Regions from separate parts of the Homo sapiens genome. Here region 2 is linked to region 1. Evidence: read pairs that join two places in POLR2A ChIA-PET (ENCODE). Cell type or tissue: endothelial cell of umbilical vein. All regions are shown on one strand. Links, peaks and the distances in the headings refer to the core of each region. The heading gives the core; the rest is flanking DNA. Region 1 holds the start of LOC101928352 (a long non-coding RNA gene). Region 2 has its middle 11 kb from the start of YLPM1.

Region 1 (16,141 bases), core at 4,762-12,761:
ATGCACTTGGCTCTTTTTCCTTCAGCTCTGTTACCTAGCCTGGTTGGCATTTTCCTTGCAGTTTTGGGGCAGTTTCCTCGTATTAATGAATGAGCAGAATGAACGACTGCAAGCTCTGTGAGGGGGCCTGGCACATAGAAGATGCCCAGGAAATGTTGGCTGGGAGAATGGATTGCCTCTTGTGTGTCCTTTTTGGTGACCAGGCAGCACCGTAGCTTGTCAGGCCCACTCTGGGAGTTGTCAAGGATTCCTTCCCCTTTGCTATGGGTTCAAAGTTCATGTTGGAACAATGCCAGCTGACACAGACCTGACCATCAGCAGCTCAAGCAGTGCAGAAGCTCCACACAGCTTTCCAAGTTTTTTATTTTTTAAAAACAGGGTCTTGCTATGTTGACCAGTTCTGAAACTCCTGGGCTCAAGCAGTCCTTTCACCTCAGCCTCCCAAGTAGCTGGGACTACGGGTGCGCACCACCATGCCTGGCTAGGTGCTTTATATCCTCCTCCTCTTCCTATCTCAGGAACCCTCCACACAGTTACCATGAACTTCATCTTGTAGCCTCTCCTTCCCACATCTTATCCCTGGGGAAATGTTGTGTGAGGGTGAGGCAGAGACACAAAGACAGCTGGCCCCACATATTTAAAAAGGAGGACCAGTCCTCCCATGCCATCTCCCTTGCCCTTCAGTCTCTTTCTCCTGGTCTCCCAGGATTACTCAGTTCTCTCCACTGACTTTGGGAAAACCTGCTGTTGTGTGATCACCCACCCCTGGGCTAGCTCATTACTCAAGGGAGCCATCAGAGGTTGAAGGACCCCTACCCAACAGCAGTGAGGTCCCTGGGGCTTCAGGAGGCTGGGCCATTCTGCCTTCCCACAGGTCAAGCTCTCAATGCTTGAGATGAGGAGCCCAAGGCCAGGGGTGGAGAAGAGGTCTTCAGCAAAGAGAAGTCATGAAATCTTAGGAAAACCCTGGGCCTTTCACAGACTCGTACTCCTTAAAGATCTTCCTTCCATGTAGAAATCCCTTCTACAATGCCTCATCCAGGCTCTCTTTGAATACTACCGGTGTCAGAGAGCTCATTCATTACTCAGCAGTGGGATCTGTCCTGCCGTTGGAGAGCTCCACGTGCTGCATTTACTAGAGCGGAAATCTGTATTTCCATGTTTTTGCTGTTCCTAGTCCTGAATCTGAAACTCTATTGTGAACTCCACTGTGATAAATAAAGTACTATTTTTTTTTTTTTTTGAGATAGATTCTTGCTCTGTTGCCCAGGCTGGAGTACAGTGGCGCGATCTCAGTTCACTGCAACCTCCGCTTCCCAGGTTCAACTGATTCTTGTGCCTCAGCCTTCCAAGTAGCTGGGATTACAGGTGTACACCACCATGCCTGGCTAATTTTTGTATTTTTAGAAGAGACAGGGTTTTGCCATGTTGCCCAGGCTGGTCTCGAACTCCTGGGGTCAAGCATCAGCCTGCCTCCACCTCCCAAAGTGCTGGGATTGTAGGGGTGAGCCATCGTGCCTGGTTAATGGAAACTATTAAGTTTCCATTTTATGTGACACCTCGGTGGCTTTGCCTAGAGTTGGCCACAGTTTCCTTCTTTAAAATGTCTCTTTCATCGGGTTCTATGGCACTTCCCCTTTCCACTTCGGACTTTTCTTCATTATCTCCTTTGCAGGATATTCTCCTTTCCCCAACCTTGAAGTACGAAACTCCTCTCTCTTTTTTTTTTTTTTGAGACATAGTTTCACTCTTGTCACTCGGGCTGGAGTGCAATGACACGATCTCAGCTCACTGCAACCTCTGCCTCCCAAGTTCAAGCCATTCTCCTGCCTCAGCCTCCCAGGTAGCTGGGATTACAGGCATGCACCACCACACCCTGCTAATTTTTGTATTTTTTTTTTTTTTTTTAGTAGAGACAGGGTTGTGCCATGGTGGCCAGGCTGGTCTGGAACTCCTGACTTCAGGTGATCCGCCTGCCTTGGCCTCCCAAAGTGCTGAGATTACAGGCGTAAGCCACCTCCTCGCCTGCCCGAAATTCTTTTTTTTTTTTTTTTGAGACAGAGTTTTGCTTTTGTTGCCCAGGCTGGAGTGCAATAGCTCTATCTTGGCTCACCGCAACCTCCACCTCCCAGGTCCAAGCAATTTTCCTGCCTCAGCCTCCCAAGTAGCTGGGATTACAGGCATGTACCACCACGCCCAGCTAATTTTGTATTTTTAGTAGAGATGGGGTTTCTCCATGTTGGTCAGGCTGTTCTCCTGACCTCAGGTGATCCGCCTGCCTTGGCCTCCCAAAGCGCTGGGATTACAGGCGTGAGCCACCACGCCTGGCCTGAAACTCTTAACTCTTATAAAAAAAATTATAGAGGCATATATTGTATATCATATAATCTACCATTTTCAAGTGCATAATTCAATTTTTAGTAAACTTACCAAGTTTTACAACCATCACTGTAAATCAATATTGGAACATTTTATCATCCCAATAAGATGTGATGCCCATTTACTGTTAACCCTCGCCCTTAAATATACTTTTTGTCTCTCTCTGTGACAGAGTCTCTCTGTGTTACTTAGGCTGGATTTGAACTCCTGGGCTCAAATGATACTCTTGCCTCAGCCTCCTGAATAGCTGAGACTACAGGTGTGCACCACACCCAGCTAATTTTTAATTTTTTTTGTAGAGATAGGTTCTTACCAGACCATTTTGTAGAGACAGAGTCTTGCTATGTTGCCCAGGCTGGTCTTGAACTCCGGGCCTCAAGTGATCCTCCCCGCTCGGCCTCCCAAAGTGCTGGTATTACAGACATGAGCCACCGCACCTGGCTTCTGAGCCCTGGATTCTATCCAAGATGGCACTAGACCTTTAAGGAAGTTGTATTGTTAGTTTATTTTGAACCAGTAGCTACCTAGGCTCTCCCTATTCACTGCTGAATAGTTTGCACCACTGTCTCCCCAAATTTGGGTCATTTCACATGAGCTGGTATCAAAACAAGTATCTCTTTTTTTTTCTCTTTTTTGAGATGGAGTCTCTCTCTGTCACCCAGGCTGGAGTACAATGGCGTGATCCTGGCTCACTGCAACCTCCGCCTCCCGGGTTCAAGCATTTCTCCCGCCTCAGCCTCCCAAGTAGCTGGGAGTCCTGAACTCCTGACCTCATGTGATCCACCCACCTCGGCCTCCCAAAGTGCTGGGATTACAGGCTTGAGCCACCACGCCCGGCCCAAAGCAAGTATCTCTTATCCTTAAGTTAATTATTAATTTATCTGGACCAAGATGTAAGACTTTTTTACTTATCTCTATTAAATTTCTAGATAAGATCAGTTTATATTTTGCTTCTATCATCCAGTTTTATCATTTATTCTTCTAGTTCTATGTCATGTGAAAATTTGATAAAAATTATTTTTCTTTTCTTTTTCTTTTTTTTTTTGAGATGGAGTTTTGCTCTTCTTGCCCAGGCTGGAGTGCAATGGTGTGATCTCGGCTCACCGCAACCTCCACCTCCCGGGTTCAAGCAATTCTCCTGACTCAGCCTCCCGAGTAGCCGGGATTACAGGCAAGCATTACCACACCTGGCTAATTTTTTTGTATTTTTAGTAGAGACAGGGTTTCTCCATGCTGGTCAGGCTGGTCTGGAACTCCCAACCTCAGGTGATCCACCTGCCTCAGCCTCCCAAAGTGCTGGGATTACAGGCGTGGGCCACTGCGCCCGGCCTAAAAATTATTTTTCTGATCTCAAAATTGTGAGAAGTTTTGTGTAGGTTACATCCCTGTCTCATGCATGTTTATAGGTCTCAATGACCTCCATTCATTCATCAATGTGGGGAATGGTTGTTTAAACATCTACACATATGCCTAATTGCATTACCATGAGCTCCACATTTTCTCAGCCTATCCACATTGAATATCATTTCCATTTCATTTGAATATCATTAAAAATAGGACAACATTTCTCTGGTCAGGAACCCTATTGAAAAAGGAACTGGGGCTGGGTTCTGTGGCTCACATTTGTAATCCTAGCACTTTGGGAGGCCAAGGCGGGAGGACTGCTTGAGACCTGGAGTTTGAGACCAGCCCTGGGTAACATGGCAAGACCCTGTCTCTACAAAAAATACAAAAATTAGCCGAGCGTGCTGGCGCGCACCTGTAGTCCCAGCTGCTTGGGAGGCTGAGGTGGGAGGATCGCTTGAGCCTGGGAGGCAGAGGTTGCAATGAACCAAGATTGGGCCACATCACTCTAGTAGAGTGAGACTCTGTCTTAAAAAAAAAAAAAGAAACGGGGTTGAATGGGGTGTGGTTTAGTTTGTGTGAACCTGGCTCTGGTAATCACAGCTTTGCCTTCTCTTCCTCAGCCTTTTCACCTTCTCCTGGCTGAGACATGCCCAGCCTTCCAGCCCCAGCTCAGACAGCATCTTCTCTAGGACCTTCCCTGACCATCCTATGCTCCCAGGCTGGATTAGGTACCCTGTCCTTGTATTCACATTGTACCCTGATCTTATCTCACTCACAGCACTTACCATGATATGTACTGTCTGCCTTTCCTACTATACTGGCAGCTGCTTGAGGGTAGGGACCGTCCTTAGCCTTATTCTTCTTGGCAACTCTGATGCCTGACAAAGGGATACTCAAGAAATAATGGCTGAAATGCACCAGGCACTCCTCAGGTATCTGTTTGATGTCAAGCACATAAGGCTTCTCTATCTATGAAGCAAAGCTATGAGGGAGGCCGAAGAGCAGGTGGGCTTGGAGATGTATATTGTGACACCCGGCATGATATAACTTCAACTTGAGCTTATGGGATCAGAGAAGAACCTGAGGCCCAGCAAGAATGAGTGACTGGGGACAAGAGCCTGACTGAGGCTGAGTCCCCAGAGGAACCCGGGGGGTCCAAAGGGAGTAGGAAATTCAGAGAGGGTTTAGAAAAGTGGAGGTAGCTGGGGCAAGGAAGAGACACAGTCTGGCTAGTGGGTCATGGCGGCAGGAGCCCAGGGGCCAGGCCAGAGCTGTTGCACTGGCAGCTCCTCACTTTCTAGAAAAGAGAAGCCATGGGGGGATGCAGTGCTGGGAAGCAGGACTGGGCATTGTTTTAAGCATGGCAAATACCTGTCTGGCATCTGTACGACTTTATGTTTAGATGTTTATTTTGGGGTGGCTTTAGTGAGGGTTGATGAGAATAAGATCATGCTGCTTCCTCCTCACCCAAGTGACCTCCCTGTTAACCAGAAGACATCAGTTTCAGAATTCCAGGTAGTTGTCTGCCCACTCTGGGGCCAGCTGGTGGCTTGGATGTGGGAAAAAGATTCTTTTTTCCTTTTCTTTTCTTTTTTTTTTTTTTTTTTGAGACTGAGTTTTGCTCTTGTTTTTACCAGGCTGGAGTGCAATGGTGTGATCTCAGCTCACTGCAACCTCCGCCTCCCGGATTCTAGTGATTCTCCTGCCTCAGCCTCCTGAGTAGCTGGGATTACAGGTGCGTGCCACCATGCCCAGCTAATTTTTTTGTATTTTTAGTAGAGACGGGGTTTTGCCATGTTGGCCAGGCTGGTCTTAAACTTCTGACCTCAGGTGATCCACCCGCCTTGGCCTCCCAAAGTCCTGGGATTACAGGCGTGAGCCACCGTGCCTGGCCAGATTCCTTTTTCTGAGCGAAGGAGCTCGTTAGAGCTAAGCTCCACATGCATTAGCCCCAGCCTTCCCCTCCAGCCTCCTCCCTTTCCATAACCTTCTTTCTATGGAAACTTCAGCCATACAAGCTTCTTGCAATCCTTCCAGTCACTCAGGATTTGCACGTTCACTGCCTTTGCCTTGGCATGCCCCACCCTTCCCCATATGCTAAACTGCTTCTTAGACTTTAAGATTTAAGTCAGAGGCTGGGCACAGTGACTCACATTTATATTCCCAGCACTTTGGGAGGCCGAGGCGGGTGGATCACTTGAGCTCAGGAGTTCGAGACAAGCCTGGGTAACATGGTGAAACCCCGTCTCTATAAAAAAGACAAAAAGTAGCCAGGCATGGTGGTGTGTGCCTGTGGTTCCAGCTACTTGGGAGGTTGAGGTGGGAGGATCACTTGAGCCCAGGAGGCAGAGGTTGCAGTGAGCTGAGATTGCACCACTGCACTCCAGCCTGGGTGAAAGTAAGACCCTGTCTCCAGTAAAAAAAAAAAACAAAAAACATTTAAGTCAGAAACCAGGCGTGGTGGCTCACACCTGTAATCCTAGCATTTTGGGAGGCCGAGGAGGATGGATTACTTGAGCTCGGGAGTTTGGAACCAGCCCAGGGAACATGGTGAAACCCTGTCTCTACGAAAAATACAAAAATTAGCCGAGTGTGCTGGTGCATGCCAGTAGTCCCAGCTGCTTGGGAGGCTGAGGTGGGAGGATCTCTTGAGCCTTGGTTTGAGGCTGCAGTGAACTGTGATTGTGCCACTGCACTCCAGCCTGGATGACACAGCAAAACCCTGTCTCAAAAAAGATTTAAGTCAGAGTCATGACTTTCTGAGAAATGTTCTCCAACCAAGCCCCTCCTCGCACAATTAGCAGTTTTTCAGTAAGTCCAAAAGGCTGTGTCAATTCCCCTATGGAAGCACTTAACATCACAAAGGGAGTGAAGTTGTCCCCGTGCCTAGCACAGTGCCTGACACATATTAGGTGCTCAAAAAATGTCTGTGGAATGGGAGGGCATCATGATCCCAGCCAAACAGGCTGAATTTTAGAAATGGGTGCTTGGAAGCATCTCAGGCAGTGAAAGGAATTCCAGGCTTCACAAAATAGTGTGCCTGAGGATACCAATACACAACCTGAGACGGAGATTGCGGGTGGGAGGTCTCAGCAGCCAGGCAGGGGTGGATAGTGTGTGTGTGAGTTGCGGGGGGCACTCCATGGAGCAGTGGCTTTATCAGAAATGGGGACTGTTTCCCTTCAACCATCATGGACCCTTCCCTGTTTCTTCTTGTCAGCCAGAGGAGGGAAGCTGCTGACAGCTCATCTCCAATACGCCCTCCGGGACCCTCGAGCCACCCCTCTCCACCAGCAGCTTTGCCACTTACACTCACCATCAGAGATGTTCCCAAGCCCCGAGGCCCTGCCCTGACATGCATAGTGACTCTTGGCTTCCCTGGCCCAGACGGCCAGATAGCTCCCAGCTTCTTGCAGCAGCTGAAAGAGTTGAAAGGCCTGGGAGTCAGGAGGCCCTGGTTCAAGTGCTGGCCAATAACCAGTCACATGACCTTGGGCCAGCATCTCTCCCTCTTTGGGCCTCAGTTTGCCCTGCCATAAATTGAAGAAATGGGATGGCCTATCTCGGGGAGTCCCCTCCACATGCACATTCTGTGGACCCTGCAGTTCCTTGGATCCACATGCTCTCCTTATCTGTCTGCTGCTCAAATCAAAATCTTAGTGTTGACAGGGAATTTGTAAAAATCTTCTTTTTGTAGATGAGGAATCTGAGGCCCAGGGAGGGGAAGGGGTGTGATCAGAAAGATGTACTAAGGGCAGACACAGAATTCCAACTGGAGTCTGCTCCCAGACATGATCTGACTTTGGTTTTAATGACTGCTTGGAATGGAAGAATTCTTTGCACCAAAGCCGCCCATGTGCCTAGCATAGGTTCACATAGGGTATGGCTGGTGCCTCTTCAGCCTTCTGTAGGCAATCAGTTCAGGGTCCATCCTTTTGATCCTGTAGTAGAAGCCAACCAACCTAGACCAAGCCCTGGTGGGGAGACCTGAGCTCTAGCCTTCTCTGTGTAACTGACTAGCTGTGTGACCCTGGGCAAGTCACTCCACCTCTCTGGCTTTATTGCGGTGTGGTTATACGAGCTCCATTGGGCTGTAAGCTCTAGGGAACATGGACTTGTCTGTTTTAATCCCAGGGGGTTGGCTTTCAAAGTAAAGTTTCTTAGTTGAAATTTCAGAGAGAATCTCATTTGTTCAGCAACCAATGATGTCTGTATTTAAGTCAGCCCACAGAAATCTTAGGTCACTGACTGGCCAGTGAAAGGGCTGCCTGTGGCTCAGGTGCTTATCTTTGGTTCAATCCACTGTGGCCTGGAGTGTTATGTCACTGATAAGTACAGTTGCTTTTTCTAGGCATTGTTTAGAAAGGTATCTATTGGATCTCTATTGTCTTGGTGAGGAAACTGGCTCAATGAGTCACTTAGCCCAGGGCACATAACTGGTAAATGATGGTGCTGAGGTTAGAACCACAAAGCCCCTTGTTCTTCCTACTACTCCAGGACCCATAGCTGTGGACTAGTCATGCAGAGCAGAGTGCAGTACGTTGAGGGCTACAGGGATTTGGTGGAAGCAGCAAACTTTCCAGATGGAGGGAGGTGCCCAGGAAGTCTTCATGGAAGAGGCGGCCTTTAAAATGGGAGTTTAAACAAACAGGCAGGGGTGGTGAAGAACATTCCAGATCAAGGAAATAATGTCAGCCAAGGTGTTTGGGTGAGGGGATGGGGGAGAGGAAACTGGGTGGGATTCTGAGAGGGTGAGACTGTGCGGAGTGTCAGCATACATGGCTGGGAGGGTTATGAAACAAGCTTGTGTGTCAAACCCAGTAAGAAGTTTGGGATTGATTTGTGAAGTAGTGGGGATCCATTGAAGGTTGTTGAGCAGGTGAGTGACTTAATCAGAAATGGGCTGCCAGAAAATGTATGGTTAGTTCCCTATAAGTCTGTTCCTCCTGGGAGGCACAGGCTGTTTCACCTTTGCTGTTGTCTTCAGTCAGAAATGGGGAGGAACGGAACAGAGCTGAGGAGATGCCGCTGGCACCACCACTGTTAGGCGGAGGACCAGAGGGGGAGTAAGAAGACAGTGGGCAGGGCCAGGCCTTCATGGCAGGTCATGGGGGGTGAAGAGGAGGAGGAGCAGCTGGAGACGACTTTCCTTCCTCTCTTGGCCATCAGCCTCCTCTGGCCTGAGGTCTGGTCTGGTGAGGCAGAGTACAGAGCATGCCTGTGCTGTCTGTGTGAGTTCCTGAGGAGTGAGATCTTTAATTTTTGTCTGCTGAGCCCTGATGGGCGAGAGGCCAGCCTGTGTTACAACCTCTTGGGGGCCCCTGGGCCAAGGCACTCAGACCACAGTGGACGGAAACAAGGAATGAGTCATTCAGACTAGGACTAGCCGGGGCCCACTGGGATCTGCTGCACCTCGCCTGCCCCCTCAGCCTGGTGTCTGTGCCCTTTCCTGGGGATTTGCCAGGTCTGGGTCTGTTCCTGAGGGACTGGGGCCCTAGAGAGGGTATTGGGGGCACCAGGGCAAACATCATTGAGCCCCCACTCTCCATGGATGATCCAGGGAAAATGGACTCAGGGGATGATGGCAGAAGGCATCCTCTTCCTCTCTTTGTCTTGACAATGGAGAGTGAGAGGGAGCTGGCTTGCAGGCCTCCCTGGGGAGAGCTTGTTTTAGGAAAGACCCTACTGTAGACCTTCCTCTCTGCCCCTGCATCCCTCATCCCTCAGGGTGTGAGGAGTGTTACTATGACCCAGCTCAAAGCCAAGGTGGGCACAGGCTGGAAGATGCCAGCGACAGCCAAGGGAAGCTGCTTCTTGTCCTTTTTTGTCCTCAAATTCCTGCACAGCCATTCTAGAAGCCTAGATAGGCCTGCACAATCCCCCAGCCCACAGGGTTTTCTTCCTGGGGATTTTGAAAGAATAATCCAGGTACATGAGCTCTCCCCATCTGGGTAACTCTCTCCACCTCCAGCAGAGCATATGAAGTCCCCTTGGTCTCACTGGGAGGAATTACAGGGAGGAGGTCTTCCAGCTGCTCACACTGTTGTCCTGCTCAGGTCTTCAGAGACTGTGCTTGAGGAGAAGTTATGCTTCAGGCTCCCCCGGGGGTTTAGAAGATTCCTCCACCCCTCCACCCCCAGCCAGGGACTGAAGGAATTTATGCAGGTAAATAGGAAATGACATCTCAGCTTATAGTGAATGGCACGGAGCTTTCAGATCAGCCCACCCATGCACCAGAGACTGGAAATGAAGGGAAGCGAAGTGAACTAAGTGATTTGAAAGAGCTGCCCATTTCCCATCATTGCAGGACACCCTGGTGTGAGTGCAGTGTGCTGCAGGGAAAACAGCATGGACTTTGGAGTTGTTCAGACTTTTTAGTTGAATCCTGGCTCAACTCCCAGCTGTGTGGCCTTGAGCAAGCGACTACCCCTCTGGGCTTGTGAAATGGGAATGGCAACACCTCTACCACACAGAGCTAAATAGACATTGTATGTATGTCATTTCTCTTTCCCAAAGAGAAAAGCTACGAGTTGAGATGAGCTCTATTCAGCAACTGCAGACTACTTGATGGAGGTGGGGTGAGTGTGGCTGTGACTTCCTTCCTTCTTCTCTGTGGGTGCGAATCAGATTCACCGCCCTGACTCAGAGCGGACCCCTAGCTGGTAAACAGGCCTGAGGAGAATGGGGGATGCTTGGTGGGGGCTGACCTGTGACCACAGTCCCATGCAGCCATTAGCACCCCCACCACACCACAAACAGCTGTGCATGCTTCCAGCTCTGAGAAAAATGCAGCTGTCGGTGGTCTCCCTTCCCCTGGAAGCTGGCATTGGTTTAGCATCTGGGACCAGACAAACCAGGAGTGAATCCCAGCGCAGCCACCTACTGGCTTGTGACTGTGGATGAGTCATTTACTTCCCCGAGCCTTCATTTCCTCATCTGCTATGTGGGGAAATAATAGCACTTCCTTCATCAATAGCGCTTCTCATTAAACAAGGAAGTGACTATAAGATGACTTGGCACAGTGCCTGGTACCTTCTGAGTGCTCAAGAAATACCAAGGCTGGATGTGGTGGCTCACACCTATAATCCCAACACTTTAGGAGGCCGAGACGGGAGGATCACTTGAGTCCAGGGGTTCAAGACCAGCCTGGGCAAAATGGCAAAACCCCGTCTCTACAAAAAATACAAATTAGCCAGGCTTGGTGGCGTGCACCTACAGTCCCAGCTACTTGGGGGGCTGAAGCTGGAGGATTGCTTGAACCCAGGAGGTGGATGCTGCAGTGAGCCGAGATTGTGCCACTGCACTCCAGCCTGGGTGACAGAGTGAGACCCTGTCTCAAACAAACAAACAAACAATAAATGAAATATCAGTTGGTAAATGGAGGAGTAGTAATTGACACCTGCCCCTAGCCCCATGACAGGGTAAACAGGGCTGGCTAGCTAGTTTGTCCTGAAGAGAAAAATGGCAAAAAGAACATCATTATCTCAACTTTCAGATAAGAAAGTAGAAGCCAAATGAAGCTCAGAACTGTGCTGCATTCACAGAAGACGGAAATGAGCTCAGAACTGTGCTCCGCTCACAGAAGACGTAAATGTTCACCACATGTTTGTGGGAGGGCCCTTTCCAGCACACTCTGAAATACAGGCCAGCTCACCTTACCTTTGCAGGAACATCCATACCATGGCTATCACCACCAGCCAGCATGTCATACCCACTTGGAGGAGACAGGCACCGGCAGACCAGGGCAGGGTGGTTGTGAATTCTTGAGGGGACGCCAGGTCATGGCACCTAAGGTGGAATGGTTCTGGCAGCCTTTGCGGGCCTTAACAACCTCACACAGGAGGGAGTCGGCACCTCTCTGTACGGCCTGCACCTTCCAAACTGGAGGCTGAGGCTGCGCAGTGCTGGGGTCCCAGCTGCCCAGTGTCTGGAGCAGAACATCCAAGCCCATGAGCGGCTCCCGTCTGGAAGGCTGGGGGCCCAGTCAAACTTTCCTTCAGCGATTCTGCCCTCTGATTAACCAGGAAATGTGTTATTTGTTCTGAGCAGGGGAACAAGCTCTCCTGGGGAGAGGAATTCAGGGCTGGAGGTCCAGTTACTTCCAAGCAAGAAAAATCCCTGGAATTCTTTCAGGAGTCTGGGTCTCAGCAAAGGGGGCCGAAATGTGGCCCTTGTTTTTGGTCCTTATTTACCAAATTAGCTCAGGTTCTGGTAGACCTCTGGCTGCCAACATTATTCCAGTGAGACATGGAAAAGCAGTGAGTTTGCCCTGGGAGTCCAGGAGACTGCTGTCCCTTGCATGGGGCATGTGTCTGGGCAAACCTTTCCCTGCTGGAATCTCTTTATCAACCCTTTAGACTCTCTCTGCCGGGTTTTCCAGAGATGATTTTCCTCTCCAGACCCAAGAGATGGGTGAGTAGGCTTAGCAGCGATCTAATGAGGGAGAAGGCTTTAATCAGGGGGTGGGGAAGTGACACACGGTGAGTCAGCGGCCATGCTGAAACAGCTTCCCTTCTTTCACTGGGCCAAGAGGATTAAGGGTGGCAGAAAGTTCTGATAACTCCACATCTCCAGGTACATGAGCTCCAGGTACATGAACAGTGGGCTGGCAGGCAGGGAAGAGGGCATTTGGGGATATGCCCTAGAGCTCCTTTGGTGGTGATAGTGGTGGGGTGGTTGGAAAGGTCATGATTCAATTGTGAAGAGGGCTCCAGGCTTACAAGCCCGGGGTGGAGGCAAGGCGGTGTAACCTTAAAAGCTTGGGCTCAGGTGGAAAATGATCCAGGTTTGAATCCTGCCTCTGCTATTTATCAGCTGTGCCATCTTGGGCAAGCCAGTAGCCATTGCCAACCTCAGTTTCCTCCTTTGTATGCGTGGAAATCATAATGCCTCCTTTGGTTGGTTAAATCAGCCAATTGATGTAACATGCTTAGTATGGCGTTTGGACTAAAGTAGGCTCTATCGATTTTGGCAGGTTAAAAAAAAAAAGCAAAACTCAAGTGTTTGTGGGATTGGAGATTCTGAAGAGCTGCAATCAGTCCCAGCAGTTAGAGGGTAAGGGAGATATGGGCAGTAAGTAGGTGGCAGGACAGAGTGTGGCGCCGGGATGGGGTAGAAGATGCCAGTCTTTGGAGTAGATGAACTGGGTTATGGTCCCCAGGCGAACAGGGTGGGAACGTCCAAGGACCACTTGTACTCACTGAGGAGTGGAAGGGGCGCCCGATGGTGAGGGAAAGTTGGTCTGCGTGAGGGTTTTGGCGGAGGCGAAGGGTGAGGGATGAATGGGCGGCAGACTTCCAGAAATGCAGACGGAGGAGACGGAGCAGTAATAATGACTTGGACACACAGGAGGAAAAAATAGCTCAGGGACGAAGATGATGCCAAGGTTTCTGGCTTTTGGAGGCCCACGGGGATCTGAGGTGGGTCTTGAGGGATCTAGAGGGGAGCTTCTGAAGGAAGTGGGTAGGTTCCGGGGAGAGGAAGGGAGCCCAGAACTACAGAGGTGGGTGGATATCTGGGCAAGGAGAGGTAAGTGTGGACCTGGGGCTTCCACAGCTGTGAAGGAGCAGCATCCCAGGAACAGAACGCAGCATTCTGGGAACTAAGGGGCATTCATGGTCAAATGCAAGGGGTAGGGTTCAAGGAGATCTTTAGAGCCAGCCCCAAAGGCAGCAAGCACATGAACCTGGATCAGGAGCTGCCACCCAGAACTCAGTTCCTCTCTCTTAAAATGGGTCTAATGATACCAGCCCTCCCCACTTGATGGGATTACTGTGTCCTTCATTCAGTTAGCTATCCATTTCACACATACTTCTTGGCTGTTCTAGGTTCTGCAGAAACAGTGGTGAGCAACGCAGACAAGATATCTGTTGCTTTAGAGCTGTCATTGTGGTTTGGGAAGTCAGACAAGAAATGATTTTATAGGTTGTTGAATAGGACTTTTCCTCTGCTCTTGGAATATCTGCTGAAGCCACAAAGATAGAACAATGAGGGCTAAATATTCTTGCATTCTGAAGAGAAGTACTAGACACCTTACTAAAGGCAGAACAGGTTCAACAGCAATCAAACTACATCCCTCAATTCCAGTCTACAAATGAAAGGGATTGAAGAAAGTCACTGAAGCATAACACTGCTGCATTTGTGGGCAGGGCTGAGATTTCCCCTGAGGGAACTCCCCAACTCAAACCAAATGAAGGGAGCTCCCAGAGAGAACCAGTCATCTGCAAGAAGAGGAGGCTCTGTCCCTATAACTGTCCCCCCACTGATGCTGACTATGTTGCTGGATGTTACAGGCACCTCGGTGCATTAAACTACAGCAAGACAGTTCATGGGAGAACCCAACATATGTCTTTAGGAATTGAGGACGTACATAAATGAAGAGACTTGTGTGCACTTCCTGTCTGGAGAATTCTGATCGTGGAGCCTCGCTGGAGTGGCCTGTGTGGCAAGGTGAGAAGTGGGCAGGGTGAGGAGCGGCCAACCCACCATTGTTTTGCCTGGCATAGGTGGGACAGTCCTATGAGAGACAGAGGATGCAGGGGTCTCCGAGAGGTTGGCCAGAGAGTAATTTGCTATGGCAACTCAGGGTGGAGGTCCTGTAGAGAACCTCCCAAAAACCCACATATGTGCCCATGAAAAAGCCAGCGCTTGGCACCTGCCAACCAAGGGTACCTGTCACATAAGACTTTGCTACTTTTCCTCTAACACCTCTCTCCCAGCCTTGACAAAGAGGAGCCACAGCAGAAAAGGGAGGTCAGGAAAACAGACCACACCCCACTCTCACCACTGCAGGATCTCTAGCAAAGGGACAGGGGAGAGGAGGACTATTAAATGGGATGTGATATTGATTAACTTGGATGAGATTTTGATCTGGACAGGAGCAGACTTTTTGTGTCTGAAAATGGGTCTTAATTATATTAATAGAATAGTTCTCGTGTCTGGTAGGGATGACCTCTCAAGCCAAGGACTCTGCCTGAGATGTCATTAAGGGTGGGAAAGGGAAATTTACCATAATATGGTTGAAGGTAGTAGTGGAGCAGTTTCTGGATAGTCCCTCTTTAGGTTCAGCCCATTAAAAAATTCAGTTACACGAGCAAACAAATCAATAACAAGATGATGTCAACTGTTTTATGAAGATGAAACAGGGTGGTGTGTTAGAGTCATGACTGGGGTGAGGGAGGGCTGCTCTAGATTGGAGGTCAGGGATGGCTACTCCAGGAGCTGATATTTAATCTGAGAGGAGCAGTGATGAGGAACTACCCTCTAACATCCTGGAGAGGAACCTTCCAGTAGAGGGAAGGGGGCATTCACTTGGCTTGTTCAAGGAGCAGAGAGAGGGCCAAGGCAGCACAGTGTGGTGGGTAAGGGAGAGCAAGAGGCCAGATGAAATCAGAGCGGGGGCAGCCAGCTAGGGTTTGTAGGCCAAGGCCAGGGGTCGAGGCTTTATTTCAACAGTAGATATTACCTGGGCTTGTCTTTTGTGTGGTGTGGGAGGTTGTGAACTGGTGCCCACATGCCAGCTCCTTCACTCTGCCTCTCTGGGAAATAGGCTGTACAAATGTGCCAGGGGCAGCCCTGTTGATCCAAGCCTTTAGGCTGTAGGGAGGGAGCATGGGTGAGAATGGTGTGCTGATTACTGGGGACACGCAGACAGCGGCAGTCAGCATTCCCACACCCCTGCCCGCCTCCCTGCTAACACAAGATGTGAATGCACACACTGGGTCAATCGGGGTCACCGAATCCCCCTCTGGGAAATTCCCGAGAGAGTGAAGGGCTGGGTGGGATCCCGGGAATGGATTCAGCCAGAGGCGGGAGGCCTAGATTCCACTCCCCTCTTTCACATGCGCTATCTCCTTGAGTGACTTACTCAAGAGGCTCCGTGTCTTTGCCTCGGTGAAAAAGAGGACCCCTTGGCCGGGCGTGGTGGCTCACGCCTTTAATCCCAGCACTTTGGGAGGCCGAGGCGGGCGGATCACCTGAGGTTGGGAGTTCGAGACCAGCCTGACCAACATGGAGAAACCCCGTCTGTACTAAAAAATAAAATAATATACAAAATTAGTCAGACTTGGTGGCGCATGCCTGTAATCCCAGCTACTAGGGAGGCTGAGGCAGGGGAATCGCTTGAACCCGGGAGGCGGAGGTTGCGGGGAGCTGAGATCGCACCATTGCACTCCAGCCTGGGCAACAAGAGCGAAACTCCGTCTCAAAAAAAAGAAAGAAAGAAAGAAAGAAAAGAAAAAGAAAAAGAAAAAGAGGACCCCTCTTCTACCGGCAGCCATCACCGCGCCAGGCTCAGGCGTGACCCTCACGCCAGTGGAAGGGGATTGAGATCCAGAGCGAAGGCGGCGGCGCCAGGGCATTGCAGCCACGGAGCGCCAGGGCCGCCAGCTCCGCCAGGGGGCGCGCCCGGGACCTC
Region 2 (16,141 bases), core at 3,207-11,206, 130 kb before region 1:
GAAAACCCAAGATTGGCCGCAAACCGCCAGAAGCTAAGAAGAAGCTGGAAAGAATTCCCCTACAGGTTTCAAAGGGAGCATGACCCTGCCAATACCATGATTTCAGACTTCTAGTCCCTAGAACTGTGAAGAATACATTTCTGTTGTTTTAAGGCACCCAGTTTGTGGTGCTTTGTTACAGCAGCCTTAGGAAACTAATACAATATCTTATCAGCATTGTAATGCAGGCCCTACTAATGCAATGGGTATAAAAAGAAAGGAAAAGGGAAGGAGGGAGGGAGGAAGGGAGAGAGGAAGGAGGGAGGGAAGAAAGGAAGGAAGGAAGGAAATAAGTATTGGAGAGGAAGAAACAAAATTGTCATTGTTTACTTATATTGTGTACATTCAAAATCCAAAATAATCTACAGGTAAATTATGGGAATCAAAAGATTGCTGGGCATAAAGCCAATATACAAATAAACATGTACATATATAATCTATACATAGATACCTTTCATAAAGAAACTGAGAAACTACAGAGTACAAGGAAATATTTGTGACGCATTTAACCTGCAAAGGATTCATTTAGACAATGTAGAGAAATCCCACAAATCAATTTGAAAATGACAACTTACAGGAGAAAAATGAGATGTGAAGGTATTTCACATAAAATAAAAGTTAAATTATCAATACATGTGAAAGGAATTCAACCTCAATAGAAACCAGGGTTATGTGAACTAAAGCCAAAATGAGATACCAGTATATGTACAACTCATCAACATGGCTAAAATAAGAGATGTAATATTGAAGGTTGGCAAGGCTGTGAAACAAATGAAATTCTCATACACTGCTGGTGGGAATGTAAATTGGGATGACTACTCTGAAATACTGTCTGGTAGTATCTACCAAATCTGAACAGACCATGACCCAGGAATCTTACTCTAAGGCATATAACCAACAGAAATGCATAGGTGTGGTCCGGGTGCAGTGGCTCACGCCTGTAATCCCAGCACTTTGGGAGGCCGAGGCGGGCAGATCACCAGGTCAGGAGTTCAAGACCAGCCTGGCCAACATGGTGAAACCCCATCTCTACTAAAAATACAAAAATTAGCCGAGCATGGTGGTGCATGCCTGTAATCTCAGCTGCTTGGGAGGCTGAGGCAGGAGAATCGCTTGAACCCAGGAGGTGGAGGTTGCAGTGAGCCAAGACCGCACCACTGCACTCCAGCCTGGCGACAGAGCAAGACTCCGTCTCAAAAAAAAAAAAAAAAAAGAAATGCATAGATATGTTCACCGGGAGACATAACTAAGAATGTTTATACTGGCAGTATTTGTTTGTTTTTGTTTTTGAGGCAGAATCTCGCCGTGTCACCCAGGCTGGAGTGATCACATTGTTCAACATTTTCATGAAGAAACATTTATTAAATCATAGCATATAAAAAAGTGCACAGGCTGGGCACGGTGGCTTATGCCTGTAATCCCAGCACTTTGGGAAGCCAAGGTGGGTGGATCACTTGAGGTCAGCAGTTTGAAACCAGCCTGGTCAAAATGGTGAAACCCTGTCTCTACTAAAAATAGAAAAATTAGCCAGGCGTGGTGGCACACACTTGTAATCCCAGCTACTGGGGAGGCTGACGCAAAAGAATCACTTGAACCCAAGTGGCAGAGGTTGCAGTGAGCTGTAAGCTGAGATCGTGCCACTGCTCTCCAGCCTGGGCGATAGTGTGAGTGAAACTCCGTCTCAAGAAAAAAAAAGTGCACAAATCATAAGTGGTACAGCTTGATGAATTTTTCACAAACTGAATGCATCTATTTAACTAGCACCCAGATCAAGAAAGGAAGCATTGCCAGAAGTCCCCTTTGTGCCCCTTCTAGTCACTATCTTCTCCCACTACTATCCTGAGTTCTAACAGTGTACAAATATACTATTTATTTATTTATTTTTATTTATTTATTTATTTATTTATTTATTTATTTATTTATTTGAGACAGAGTCTCCCTCTGTCACCAGGCTGGAGAGCAGTGGCATGATCTCGGCTCACTACAACCTCCACCTCCTGAGTTCAAGCAATTCTGCCTCAGCCTCCCGAGTAGCTGGGATTACGGGAACACGCCACCACGGCTGGCTAATTTTTGTATTTTTAGCAGAGACAGGGTTTCACCATGTTGGTCAGGATGGTCTCCATCTCTTGACCTCGTGATCTGCCTACCTCAGCCTTCCTCAGTGCTGGGATTACAGGCGTGAGCCACTGCATCCGGCCACAAATATACTATTTATATACAAACAAATAGTAGCACCATCACAGCTCACTGTGGCCTCAACCTCCCTGGCACAAGTGACCCTCTCGCCTCATCCTCCCAAGTAGCCGGGACTACTACTTACTGTGCACGGCACCATGCACAGCTAATTTTTGTATTTTTTGTGGAGGCAGAGTTTCAGCATGTTGCTCGGGCTGGTCTCAAACTTCTGAGCTCAGACGATCTGCCTGCCTAGGCCTCCCAATGTGCTGGGTTACAGGTGTAAGGCACCATGTCTGCCCATACTGGCAGTATTTGTAATAGCTGAAAATGGAAAAAACAACCCAAATATCCACCTACACTAGAATGAATCGTCAAATTGTGGTACATTTATACAATGGAATACAAAACAGCAATGAGAATGAGTGATCTACAACTATGTGCAACAATGCAGATGAACCTCACAAACAATATTGAGCAAGAAAAGCTACGAAGAAAAGAGTATATACTGTATATTTTCATGTATATAAGGTAAAATAATAAAACTGATTTATACTGTTAGAACTCAGGATAGTAGCTACTCTTGGGAGAGAGGGATAGTGACTAGAAGGAGGCACAAAGGGGACTTCTGATAATGCTCCATTTCTTGATCTGCATGCTAGTTACATAGATACATTCAGTTTGTGAAAAATTCATCAAGCTGTACCACTTATGATTTGTGCATTTTCCCATATGCTATAATTTAATAAATGTACCTTCATGAAAATGTTGAACAATAGTAGTTCAGAAGAATATTTATTGTACAATTAACTTTACATATATTTCAAAAATAAGCAAACAAATTAAAATGTTAGAAGTGAGGGTAGTAGTTGCCTTTGGGAAGAAGGGAAAGAGTAGGCCTGGTGGCGAGAGACATGAGTGGGTTTCTAGGGTGCTGACAATGTTCTATTTCTTTCTTTTTTTTTTTTTTTTTTTGAGATGCAGTCTAGCACTGTCACCCAGGCTGGAGTACAGTGGCACATTCTCGGCTCACTGCAACCTCCACCTCCCAGGTTCAAGTGATTCTCCTGCCTCAACCTCCTGAGTAGCTGGGATTACAGGTGCCCACTACCATGTCCAGCTAATTTTTTTATTTTTAGCAGACATGGGGTTTCACCATGTTGGCCAGGCTGGTCTTGAACTCCTGACCTCAGATGATCCACCCACCTTGGCCTCCCAAAGTGTTGGAATTACAGGCATGAGCCACTGCGCCCAGCCAATTTCTTGAACTAAGTGGTAATTTCACAAATATTTTCTTTGTTAAAACGTATGGAGCTGTACATTTATCCCTTGTGCTTTCCTGTCTGTGTGCTGTATGTCACAATTTTAAAAAACATTTTAAGCTGGGTGCAGTGGCTCACACCTGTTATCCCAGCACTTTGGAAGGCCGAGATGGGCCAATTGCTTGAGCTCACAAGTTCAAGACCAGCCTGGGCAACATGGCAAAACCCCATCTCTACAAAAAATACAAAAATTAGCCAGGCATAGTGGTGCATGCCTATAGTTCCAGCTATTCCAGAGGCTGAGGTGGGAGGATGGCTTGAGCCCAGGAGGCAGAGGTTGCAGTGAGCTGAGATTACACCACTGCACTCCAACCTGGGCAACAGAGTGAGACCCTGTATCAAGAAAAAAAGAAAAAAGTTTTGAAAAAAAAAAGGTGGGAAAAAGAAAAAAAAGTGATGGTAGTGGAAGACAGAGAAAGGTAAGATTAGGTGGAGGTGGGTGGAAACTCTTCTCTTGGCCTTTTCCTTTCCCACTTGGCCTGATAGCTTAAGGCTCTCAGGTCCTCTAACCAGATCCCTGCCCTCAACACAAAGGGTCTTTCAGCACCTAGTTGGGAGACAGCACCACTGTTTAAACAGGCCCTTTCACATTCCCCTCATTGTTTCAAGATAAAGTTAGGCATTGTTCTAGATGCCATGGGGATCCTATCCCCTAGAATCTTACTCTCGGGGAACTAACATATACTTCAGCCACTCAAAGTTTCTAGCCTGCACAATTATTTTTCAAAGATCATAGTCATTTTTGTTTTTTGTTTTTTTTTTGGAGATGGAGTTTTGCCCTTTTTGCCCAGGCTGGAGTGCAATGGCGCGATCTCGGCTCACCGCAACCTCCACCTCCCGAGTTCAAGCGATTCTCCTGCCTCAGCCTCCCGAGTTGCTAGGATTACAGGCATGCGCCACCACCCCGGCTAATTTTGTATTTTTAGTAGAGACGGGGTTTCTCCATGTTGGTCAGGCTGGTCTTGAACTCCCTACCTCAGGTGATCCACCCGCCTCGGCCTCCCAAAGTGCTGGGATTACAGGCGTGAGCCACCGCGCCCAGCAGTCATTTTTGTTATGCAGAATCCCCGTCTCCAAAAAATTTGTTCTTTTTTTAAGTTTTTTTTTTGTTTGAGACGGAGTCTCGTTCTGTTGCCCAGGCTGGAGTGCAGTGGCGCAATCTCGGCTCACTGCAGCCTCTGCCTCCTGGGTTCAAGCGATTCTCCTGCCTCAGCCTCCTGAGTAGCTAGGATTACAGGTGTGCACCACCAGGCCCAGCTAATTTTTGTATTTTTAGTAGAGATGGGGTTTCACCATGTTGGCAAGGCTGGTCTCAAACTCCTGACCTCAAGTGATCCACCGGCCTTGGCCTCCCAAGGTGCTGGGATTACAGGTGTGAGCCACTGTGCCAGGCAATTTTTAAAAAATTAATTAATTATTATTATTTTTTTTTGAGATGTCTTGCTCTGTCGCCCAGGGTGGAGTCCAGTGGCACAATCTCAGCTCACTGCAACCTCCGCCTCCCGGGTTCAAGCAATTCTCTTGCCTCAGCCTCCCGAGTAGCTGGGATTACAAGCATGAGCCACCTTGCGTGGCTAATTTTTGCTTTTTGTTTTGTTTTAAGAGTCCCACTCTGTTGCCCAAGTTGGAGTGCAGTGGCACAATCTCAGCTCACTGCAACCTCCACCTCGCGGGTTCAAGCGATTCTCCTGCCTCAGCCTCCCGAGTAGCTGGGATTACAGGCATGCACCATCACGCCTGGCTAATTTTTGTAGTTTTAGTACAGACAGGGTTTCACAGTGTTGGCTGGGCTGGTCTCGAACTCCTGACCTCAGGTGATCCACCCACCTCGGCCTCCCAAAGTGCTGGGATTACAGGCTTGAGCCACTGCATCCGGCCAATTTTTGCATTTATAGTAGAGACGGGGTTTCACCATGTTACCCAGGCTGGTCACGAACTCCTGAGGTCAGGTGATCAGTCTCCCAAAGTGCTGAGATTATAAGCATGAGTCACTGCACCCAACCTCCTTTTTAAATTTTTTTTAGAGACAGGAGCTCACTCTGTTGCCCAGGCTGGAGTACAGTGGCGCCATGACAGCCACTGCAGCCTTGACCTCCTGGGCTCAAGTGATCCCACAGCCTTAGCCTCCAGAGTAGCTGGAACTACAGGCATGCGCCACTATTCTTGGCTAATTTTTTAACTTTTTACTTTTTGGTGGACATAGGGTCTCACTATTTGCGCAGGCTGGTCTCAAACTCTTGGCTCCAAGGAATCCTCCTGCCTTGGCCTCCCAAATTGCTGGGATTACAGGTGTGAATGACCACATCCAGTCCAAAAAATTCTTTAAAGGAAGCCTCATTGTTGGTATAATGCTCTCCTCATGACAGCTTAGTAACATTGACTTCACATTATAAAGACCAACCCAGCCCATTTTTCAGAGATTAATTTCACCAATCCAGAACATGAAAAGTAAAGAACAATAAAAATATAAAGTGCTCTGATTCAGAATGGTCTAAAAGATGAGTTGAAGCACAAATACACAGAAGGTTTTGTGTGGGAGACCCCAGAGAAGTCAGCTGCCAATTGTCAGTTCTGTCAAAGTCAACTACCATTAGTCTCCTTCAGACTAGGTTTATAACCTAGCTGCATTTCTTACTTGTTACATTTCATTCTTAGGGTTACTAGAGTGATTTGAATGAGGCCTCTAAGAGGACGTGACATTTTATTAGCTAGTGGTTTGAGGACATATTCTGACTGGCTGGTGGTTTACATACCATTCTCTGGAATAAAACCTCTGCTAGCTCTTGTAGCTTATGCAATTGGAAACAACAGGATCTAGATGCAGATTAACTGCTATGGGGTCTACCCTTAGGCAGGCATTTCACCAGGATTCTCGATGGGTTGTGTCCAGACTCAGAGTAACCTGGTCATATATAACCTTGGCAATATTCATGCTGTGCTTCTTCCCTTCCACCGTCAAGGCTCTGGATGCTGGAAGAAACAAGGTTCAACTCTTTTTTTTTTCTCCCTAAGCCACTGAATGCCTTCTTAGATATATGGGATGATAGTGAGAGAAGGGTTCTGAAAGAAGGAGCCTTCAGTGCTCCCCTTCAGCTTCTATAGGGAAAGGGCTGGGCACTCTGATCTAAATTCTACTACTATATTGAGGAAAATGTAACATTTCAAGAAAAATAATTTAGGTACTATTAGGAAGAAGGAGTGGATGTGGGCAAGCAAAAACAATAAATATTCACTACCCTGGGGAAGGGGCCTTCATTGTCAGGCAAATGTGTTCAAATACAGGGACATAAAAAGGAATTTGGAAGTATAGACCAAATGCAAAAAGAACATCATCAAAAAGATCTCGAGTTTGGGAAGCATACCTTCTAAGGAGCATGCTTCCTAAGGTCATGACCCAGAAGTGATGCATATTACTTTCAGCCACATCATCTTGTCTATGATTTGGTTGGGCATGCCCAGCTGCAATCCAGGTGAAACTCATTAAATCTGTTATTAAAGGAAGAAGGGGAAAGTAGATCCTGGGACAACTGGCAGTATCTACCACACTGACAATACCAAGTTCTAATGAGGTTGTGGAAAAATTGAAATTCACATGTACTGTTGATGGGAGTATAAATATATACTTAGAGTAATTTGAACTGGGTGCAGTGGCTCATGCCTGTAATCCCAGCACTTTGGAAGGCTGAGACAGGCACATCACCTAAGGTCAGGAGTTGGAAACCAGCCTGGCCAACATGGTGAAACCCCACCTCTATTAAAAATACAAAAATTAGCTGGGCATGGTGGTGCATGCCTGTAGTCACAGCTACTCGGGAGCCTGAGGCAGGAGAATCACTTGAACCCGGGAGGCGAAGGTTGCAGTGAGCTGAGATCGCACCACTGCAGTCCAGTCTGGGCAATAGAGCGAGACTCCATCTCAAAAAAAAAAAAAAAAAAAAAAAAGGCTTGAAAAGATGAGCTAAGAAAACACAGATCCGAAAAAGAACAAAACAGAACTTCTAGTAGTAAAAAATCTAACTGAAAGAAAAAACCAAATGAGTGAATTTAACAATTTAGCAGCATATTAGACAAGGCTGAAGAGAGAATCAGAAAACTGAAAGATAGAATTCAGGAAAGATCCAGAATGCACACAAGAGAAGAAAATGGCAAATATGTAAAAGAGGTCAAAATATTTAGAAGATTGAGGCCAGGTGTGGTAGCTCATGCCTGTAATCTCAGCACTTGAGAGGCTGAGGTGGGCAGATCACTTGAGGCCAGGAGTTTGAGACCAGCCTGGCCAACATGGTGAAACCCTGTCTCTACTGAAAATACACATTTAGCTAGGCATGGTGGTATGTACCTGTAATCCCAGTTACTCAGGAGGTGGAGGCACAAGAATTGCTTGAACTTGGGAGGTGGAGGTTTCAGTGAGCCAAGATCACGCCACTGCACTCTAGCCTGGGTGACAGAGCAAGACTCCAACTCAAAAATAAAATATATATTACATATATATTTATATATATAAAGATTAAGTGAGAAGATCTAACAATTTTATTTTGTGCTTTTTCAGTTGTTGCACCTGTCTTTTTTTTTTTTTTTTTTTTTGAGACAGAGTCTTGCTCTGTCTCCCAGGCTGGAGTGCAGTGGCGCTATCTTGGCTCACTGCAAGCTCCGCCTCCTGGGTTCATGCCATTCTCCTGCCTCAGCCTCCCAAGTAGCTGGGACTACAGGCGCCCGCCACCACGCCTGGCTAATTTTTTTGTATTTTTTAGTAGAGACGGGTTTCACCATGTTAGCCAGGATGGTGTCGATCTCCTGACCTCGTGATCCACCCATCTCGGCCTCCCAAAGTGCTGGGATTACAGGCGTGAGCCACAGTGCCTGGCCTTCTTTTTCTCTTCTCTTCCTCTCTTTTAGATTGCTAGTTTCTTATTTATTGATTGATTGATGTAATTTGGCTCTGTGTCCCCACCCAAATCTCATGTTGAATTGTAATTCCCAATATTGGGGGAGGGACCTGGTGGGAGGTGATTAGATCATGGAGGCGGACTTCTCCCATGTTCTCATGATAGTGAGTGAGTTCTCATGAGATCTGCTGGTTTAAAAGTGGGTGGCACTCCCCTATTAGCTCACTGTCTCTCTCCTGCTCTGCCATGGTAAGACGTGCTTGCCTCCCCTTCACCTTCTGCCATGATTGTAAGTTTCCTGAGGCCTCCCCTCACCATGCTTCCTGTACAGCCTGCAGAACTGTGAGTCAATTAAACCTCTTTCCTTCATAAATTACCCAATCTTAGGTATTATAGATTTTTATAGCAGTGTGAGAACAGACAGATACATTTATTTATTTTTATTTTTTATTTTTTTTCTGAGATGGAGTTTCACTCAGTCGCCCAGGCTGGAGTGCAGTGGCACAATCTCGGCTCACTGCAACCTCCGCCTCCTGGGTTCAAGCAATTCTCCTGCCTCAGCCTCCTGAGTAGCTAGGATTACAGGCGCCTGCCACCACGCCTGGCTAATTTTTTTGTATTTTTAGTAGAGACGGGGTTTCACCATGTTGGCCAGGCTGGTCTCAAACTCCTGACCTCGGGTGATCCGCCTAGGCCTCGCAAAGTGCTGGGATTACAGGCATGAGCCACCATGCCTGGCCATTTATTTATTTACTCATTTATTTGAGACAGGATCTTACTCTGTCACCCAGGCAGGAGTGCAGTGGCAGGATTATAGCTCATTGCATCCTCAACTCAGGGGATCAAGGAATTGGAATCCTCCTGCCTCAGTCTCCCAAGTAGCTGAGACTACAGGTGCATGCTACTGCTCCCAACTAATTTTTGTATTTTTTGTAGAGACAGGGTCTCGTTTTGTTACCCAGGCTGATCTCAAACTCCTGGGGCTCAAATGATCCTCCTGTCTCAGCCAGTTTCTTTCTTTCTTTTTTTTTTTTCTGAGATGGAGTCTTGCTCTGTCACCCAGGCTGGAGTGCAGTAGTGCGATCTTGGCCCACTGCAACCTCCACCTACTGGGTTCAAATGATTCTCCTGCCTCAGCCTCCCGAATAGCTAGGATTACAGGTGCACACCACCATGTCCGGCTAATTTTTGTATTTTTAGTAGAGATGGGGTTTCACCATGTTGGCCAGGCTGGTCTCGAACTCCTGACCTCAGTTGATCCACCTGCCTCAGCCTCCCAAATTGCTGGGATTACAGTGTGAGCCACCGCACCTGGCCCACTTTCTTTTTTATAACTTATTTTTCCCTCTCCTGGGTTGCTTTATTTCTTTAGCTAATTAATCCAGATTTTTTTCCTCTCAATCATGTTAATTTTTTATTAGTAGTATTAATAAATTATTACTTATAAGCACATTGATAACAGAAATTGCACTGAGAAACAAAACAGACACAGGCCAAGCTTTTTGAATTTCAAATATGTTTATATTAACATATTCTATTTTAGAAAAAGCAGCACAAAGAATATGTCTTAAGTAGTTTATGTAATATAAAGTCATCTATGGGTCAATCCATTATACTTATTAAAGTGTATCTCCCACTTTTTAATTTCCAGAGTGAGCGAACATATTGTAGTATTTGTGGTGTAACTTATAATACACAATATATAATACACAAAATACACACAATATATAATACACAACAATAATTCAGAGACTATTTAATGATGACCTATTATGGGCTTAGATACCTCAGATGAAAATTTCTAGGGCATTAACATTTTCCTGTGATAAACTACAGTGACCACTTGGAATACATAGAACTGTGTGTGTCAAGGAACACACAGCATTATATATGAAATAAAGCATAAGTATTTATACATACCTGAAACCTGTGTTTTGTTTGATTGCATCATGTACTGCCCAATCTTCAAATAATATTGAAAACAGCCTTTAAAATAAAGCTTAGGCAAGCCACGGTGGCTCACGCCTGTAATCCCAGTACTTTCGGGGGCTGAGGTGGGTGATCGCTTGAGCTCAGAAGTTTGAGACCAACCTACGCAACATGGCGAAACCCCATCTCTACAGTAAATACAAAAATTAGCTGGATGTGGTGTCCCAGATACCTGGGAGGCTGAGATGGAAGGATGGCTTGAGCCAAGGAGGCAGAAGTTGCAGTGAGCTGAGATCATGCCACTGCACTCCAGTCTGGGTGACAGAGCCAGACCCTGCCTAAAAAAAACAAAAACAAAACAAAACAAAACAAAACAAAAACCAATAAAACAACCTTAAATGGATATGATGTTCTGATCAACAGTTCCTTTGATAATTAAACTTTCATTTCCCACTGTGCATTGCTTTGATCTACATATCCATATTTACTTTGTGTTTTTTTTAAAAAAGATAATATTAAATTTACCATCTGCTATGATTTGAATGTGTCTCCTCCAAAATCTACATGATGTCACTATAATAGTATTAAGAGGTGGCATTTGTTTTTTTTTTTTTTTGAGAGGGAGTTTCACTGTTGTTGCTCAGGCTTGAGTGTAGTGGCATCATCTCGGCTCACTGCAACCTCTGCCTCCCGGATTTAAGCAATCCTCCAGCCTTAACCTCGTGAGTAGCTGGGATTACAGGCATGCGCTACCATGCCCAGCTAATTTTTTTGTATTTTTAGTAGAAATGGGGTTTCAACATGTTGGCCAGGCTGGTCTTGAACTCCTGACCTCAGATGATCCATCCGCTTTGGCCTCCCAAAATACTGGGATTACAGGAATGAGCCACAGCACCTGGCCAAGAGGTGAGATCTTTAAGAGGTGATTAGGCCAGTAGGGCTCCTCCCTCATTAACAGGATTAAGGCCCTTACAAAAGAAGCTTTATGCAGCCTTTGACTAGCTTGTCATTTGTTTGCCATGTGAGGACACAGCAAGAAGGCCCTCACCAGATGCCAGTGCCTTCATCTTGGACTTTCCTTACACTCCAGAACTGTGAAAAAATAAATTTCTGGGTTTTTTTTGAGACACAGTTTTGCTCTTGTTGCCCAGGCTGGAGTGCAATGGTGCAATCTCGGCTCACTGCAACCTCCACCTCCCAGGTTCAAGCAATTCTCCTGCCTCAGCCTCCCGAGTAGCTGGGATTACAGGCACGAGCCACCACACCCAGCTAATTTTGTACTTTTAGTAGAGATGGGGTTTCAACATGTTGGTCAGGCTGGTCTCGAACTCCCGACCTCAGGTGATCTGCTTGCCTTGGCCTCCAAAAGTGCTGTGATTACAGGCGTGAGCCACCATGCCCAGCTTAATCTAGGAGTTTTATAGTTTTAGTCCTTATATTTAGGTTTTTAATCCATTTTGAGTTAATTTTTGTATATGGTGTAAGGTCCAACTTCATTATTTTGCATGTGGACATCCAACTTTCTCAACAGAATTTGTCAAAGAGAGTGACCTTTCTCCAGCATTACCCTTGTTAAAAATCATTTGGCCAAATATCCAAGGGTTTACTTCTGGGCTCTCTATTCTATTCTATTGGTCTACATATCTGTCTTTATGCCAGTTCCATGCTTTCTTGATTACTGCTGCTTTGTAGTACGCAATCAGAAATTGTGAGACCTCCAACTTCAGTCTTCTTTTTCAAGATTTTTTTTTTTTTGGCTATATGGGGTCCCTTGAGATTTTGTATGAATTTTAGGATGGCTTTTTCTATTTCCGCAAAAAGTGCCATTGGGATTTTCTTTTGTTTTTTTCTTTTTCCTTTCTTTTTCTGAGATGGAGTCTTGCCCTGTTGCCCAGGCTGGGATGCAGTGGCATGATCTTGGCTCACTGCAACCTCCATCTCCCAGGTTCAAGCAATTCTCCTGCCTCAGCCTCCCAAGTAGCTGGGACTACAGGAGTGCACCACCATGCCTGGGTAATTTTTGTATTTTTTAGTAGAGATGGGGTGTCACCATGTTGGTCAGGCTGGTCTTGAACTCCTGACCTAGTGATCTGCCCGCCTTGGCCTCCCAAAGTGCTGGGATTACAGGCGTGAGCCACCACGCCCCACCTGCCATTGGGATTTTCATAAGGATTACATTGAATCTGTAGATCGCTTTGGGTAGTATAGACATTTTAATGATATGGGGTCTTCTAATCCATGAGTGTGGGATGTCTTTCTATATTTTTGTATCTTTTTAAAAAAATTTCTTTTAGCAATGTTCTATAATTTTCAGTGTACAAGTCTGTCACCTCTTTGGTTAGTTTTACTGCTAAGTATTTTATCCTTTTTGATGCATAGCAAATGGGATTGGTTCCTTAATTTCTTTTTCAGATCAGTCATGTGATTATTACTATATAAAATGCTACTGATTTTTGTGTGTTGATTTTGTATCCTGAAACTTTGCTGAAATCATTTATTCATTGTAACAGTGTTTTGTGAATTCTTTAGGGATTTTGATATGTAAGATCATATCATCTGTGAATAGAGATCATTTTACTTCCTTTCCAATTTGGATATCTTTTATTTCTTTTTCTTTTCTAATTGCTTCAACTCCAACTTTTTAACATATACTTTATCAGTTGGTATAGGCCAAGGTCATGCTGCAGTAATAAAAGCAAACAAACAAACAACAACCCAAATATCAATGGCTTAAAACAAGAAATGCTTACTTATTGTTCACCCTAATGTCACCACCATGAACTGGCTGAGATGTTCTGTGGGACCCAGGCCAAGTCAGTTTCCATTTCCAGGCTTTCATGATTACCAACACAGGGCAAAGGGGGCACAGCTAATCACACAATGACTTAAAGCTTCTGTCAAGAAATGATACATGTCATCTTCACTCACATTGCATTGGCCAAAGCAAGTCGCTTTGCCACATCTGACTTTAAAGGTGGTGGGGAAGAGCAATGCTACCTTGGTCCGTAAAACAGAGAGCCAGAATACTTGGTGACCAGCACAAGCCGTTGCTACACTCTACCCTTCTGTTTACCAAATGTTGAACTCACTTTCCCAATCACAGGCAAAGTATACACAATTCCCTCACCCACAGAGACAATCTTAAAGTCCTGTCCAGTAATGTCATCATGCTCAAGGACCACCACATCTAGGTGATGCAGAGTAGAGGTATATGTAGGTGATGCAAGCAAGGGGTATATGTAGTAGTTTCTATCTCAGGAGGTGTGGCTTCACTTGATCTAGAGACCTATGCGACAAAAGGACAAATAATCTGCCTTTAAACACCACATATACAATGGCGGAATAGGAACAGAACATCCACAGTGAACACTCCCGTTTTAAAAAAGAAAAAAAGCTGGGTCTGGTGGCTCATGCCTGTAATCCCAGCACTTTGGGGGGCTGAGGCGGGAGGATCACTTGAGGTCAGGAGTTCGAAACCAGCCTGGGCAGCATGGCAAAACCCTGACTCTACTAAAAAAATACAAAAATTAGCCAGGTGTGGTGGTGCATGCCTATAGTCCCAGCTACTCCAGAGGCTGAGGCAGGAGAATCGCTTGAACCCAAGAGGCAGAGGCTGCAGTGAGCCAAGATCACCCCACTGCACTCCAGCCTGGGTGACAGAGGGAGATTTCTCTTAAAAAAAAAAAAAAAAAAAAAGCAGTCAGGGGCAGTGGCTCACGCCTGTAATCCCAATACTTTGGGAAGCCAAGGCAGGTGGATTACGAGGTCAGGATATCAAGACCATCCTGGCCAACATGGTGAAACCTCATCTCTACTAAAAATATAAAAATTAGCTGGGTGTGTTGACGCGTGCCTGTAATCCCAGCTACTCAGGAGGCTGAGGCAGGAGAATCCCTTGAACCTGGGAGGCAAAGGATGCAGTGAGCTGAGATCGCGCCACTGCACTTTATTTAGCCTGGTGACAAAGCGAGACTCTGTCTCAAAAAAAAAAAAAAAAAAAAGAATAGAAAAAGAAAACAAAGGACACACAGCAGTGACTAGTCTGGAGCACCCTACTTTGGGGATAATGAATTTAGAAAAGGTAAAAATCAAAAGATGGACAAAATATATAAGGTAAATGCAATACAAAAAGAAGTAGAAAAAGAAAGCATTTAAGTCCTGTTCTTAACATCAGAAAAAGTAGAATTTAGGCCAAAAATCATTAAATAAGGCAAAAGGATATATTATAATGCCTGATATGGTTTGACTGTGTCCCCACCCAAATCTCATCCTGAGTTTAGCTCCCATAATTCCCATGTGTTGTGGGAGAGACCCGGTGAGAGTTCATTAAATCATGAGGGCAATTTCCCCCATACTGTTCTCATGGTAGTGAATAAGTCTCACGAGATCTGATGGTTTTTTGGTTTTTGGTTTTTTTTTTTTTTGAGATGGAGTCTCGCTCTGTCACCCAGGCTGGAGTGCGGTGGCACGATCTAGGCTCACTGCAAGCTCCACCTCCCAGGTTCATGCCATTCTTCTGCCTCAGCCTCCCAAGAAGCTGGGACTACAGGCGCCTGCCACCACGTCCAGCTAATTTTTTGTATTTTTAGTAGAGACGGGGTTTCACTGTGTTAGCCAGGATGGTCTTGATCTCCTGACCTTGTGATCTGCCCGCCTCAGCCTCCCAAAGTGCTGGGATTAGATCTGATGGTTTTATAAGGAGTTTTCCTTTTCACTTCGCTCTTATTCTCTCCTCTGCCACCATGTAAGACATGCCTTTCACTTTGCATCATATGATTGTGAGGCCTCCCCAGCCATATGGAACAGTGAGTCCATTAAACCTCCTTTTGTTTATAAATTACCCACTCTCTGATACGTCTTTATCACCAGCATGAAAACGGACTAACACAATGCCAAAGGCTACAATTAGGAAGAACTATATCAGTTATGAGTATCCATGCACAAAACAATACAGTAGCGACTTTCATGAAGTGGAAACACTAAGTAGTTAAAAAAAAAAAAAAAAGCTGGGTGTGGTGGCTCACACCTGTAATCCCAGCACTTTGGGAGGCTGTGGGCAGATCACGAGATCAGGAGTTCGAGACCAGCCTGGTCAACATGGTGAAACCCCGTCTCCACTAAAGATACAAAAAATTAGCCAGGCATGGTGGCGCACGCCTGTAATCCTAGCTACTTGAGAGGCTAAGGCAGGAGAATCGCTTGAATCCAGGAGGCGGAGGTTGCAGTGAGCTGAGATTGTGCCATTGCATTCCAGCCTGGGTGACAGGGCAAGACTTTGCCTCAAAAAAAAAAAAAAAAAAAAAAGCACGAGTTTTAGGACACTCTAATGTATTTTTCTGCTTTTGACTTCTGAAAGAGTCAAAAATAAAAAGTATAAGCATAGGCTGGGCATGGGTGGCTCACACCTGTAATCCCAGCACTTTGGGAGGCTGAGGTGGGTGGATCACCTGAGGTCAGGGGTTCAAAACCAGCTTCGCCAACATGGCAAAACACCATCTCTACTAAAAACACAAAATTAGCCGGGCATGGTGGTGCATGCCTGTAATCCCAGCTACTTGGGAGGCTGAAGCAGAAGAATCACTTGAACCTGGGTGGCGCAGGTTGCAGTGAGCCAAAATCACGCGATTGCACTGCAGCCTGGGCAATAAGAGCGAAACTCCGTCTCAAGGCCGGGCGCGGTGGCTCACGCCTGTAATCCCAGCACTTTGGGAGGCTGAGGCGGGCAGATCACGAGGTCAGGAGATCGAGACCATCCTGGCTAACACGGTGAAACCCCGTCTCTACTAA

What was found. Peaks named below come from ENCODE experiments on the same cell type or tissue, not always from the same donor. Only the 100,000 strongest peaks of a DNase experiment are listed, where the experiment ranks them.
Region 2: POLR2A ChIA-PET joins it to region 1 with 9 read pairs; 12 of 35 experiments call an interaction of 5 or more read pairs at or near these places.

Annotation. Positions count from the first base shown.
Region 1 is chr14:74,612,747-74,628,887 of GRCh38, reverse strand. It overlaps LOC101928352 (a long non-coding RNA gene), which reads right to left and starts at 15,703. Exons shown (of 2, transcript XR_944029.4): 1 at 15,593-15,703; 2 at 14,840-15,321. RefSeq lists enhancers at 5,830-6,696, 10,160-11,359, 15,968-16,141 and a silencer at 16,021-16,141. In endothelial cell of umbilical vein, for the core only: no CTCF peak of the experiment used is centred there; DNase peaks (open chromatin) are centred at 8,037, 8,987, 10,597, 12,197 and 3 weaker places; H3K27ac peaks cover 6,335 bases.
Region 2 is chr14:74,744,490-74,760,630 of GRCh38, reverse strand. No RefSeq gene overlaps it. Among named protein-coding and RNA genes, the nearest start is that of YLPM1, 11 kb to the left of the region's middle. In endothelial cell of umbilical vein, for the core only: no CTCF peak of the experiment used is centred there; no DNase peak of the experiment used is centred there.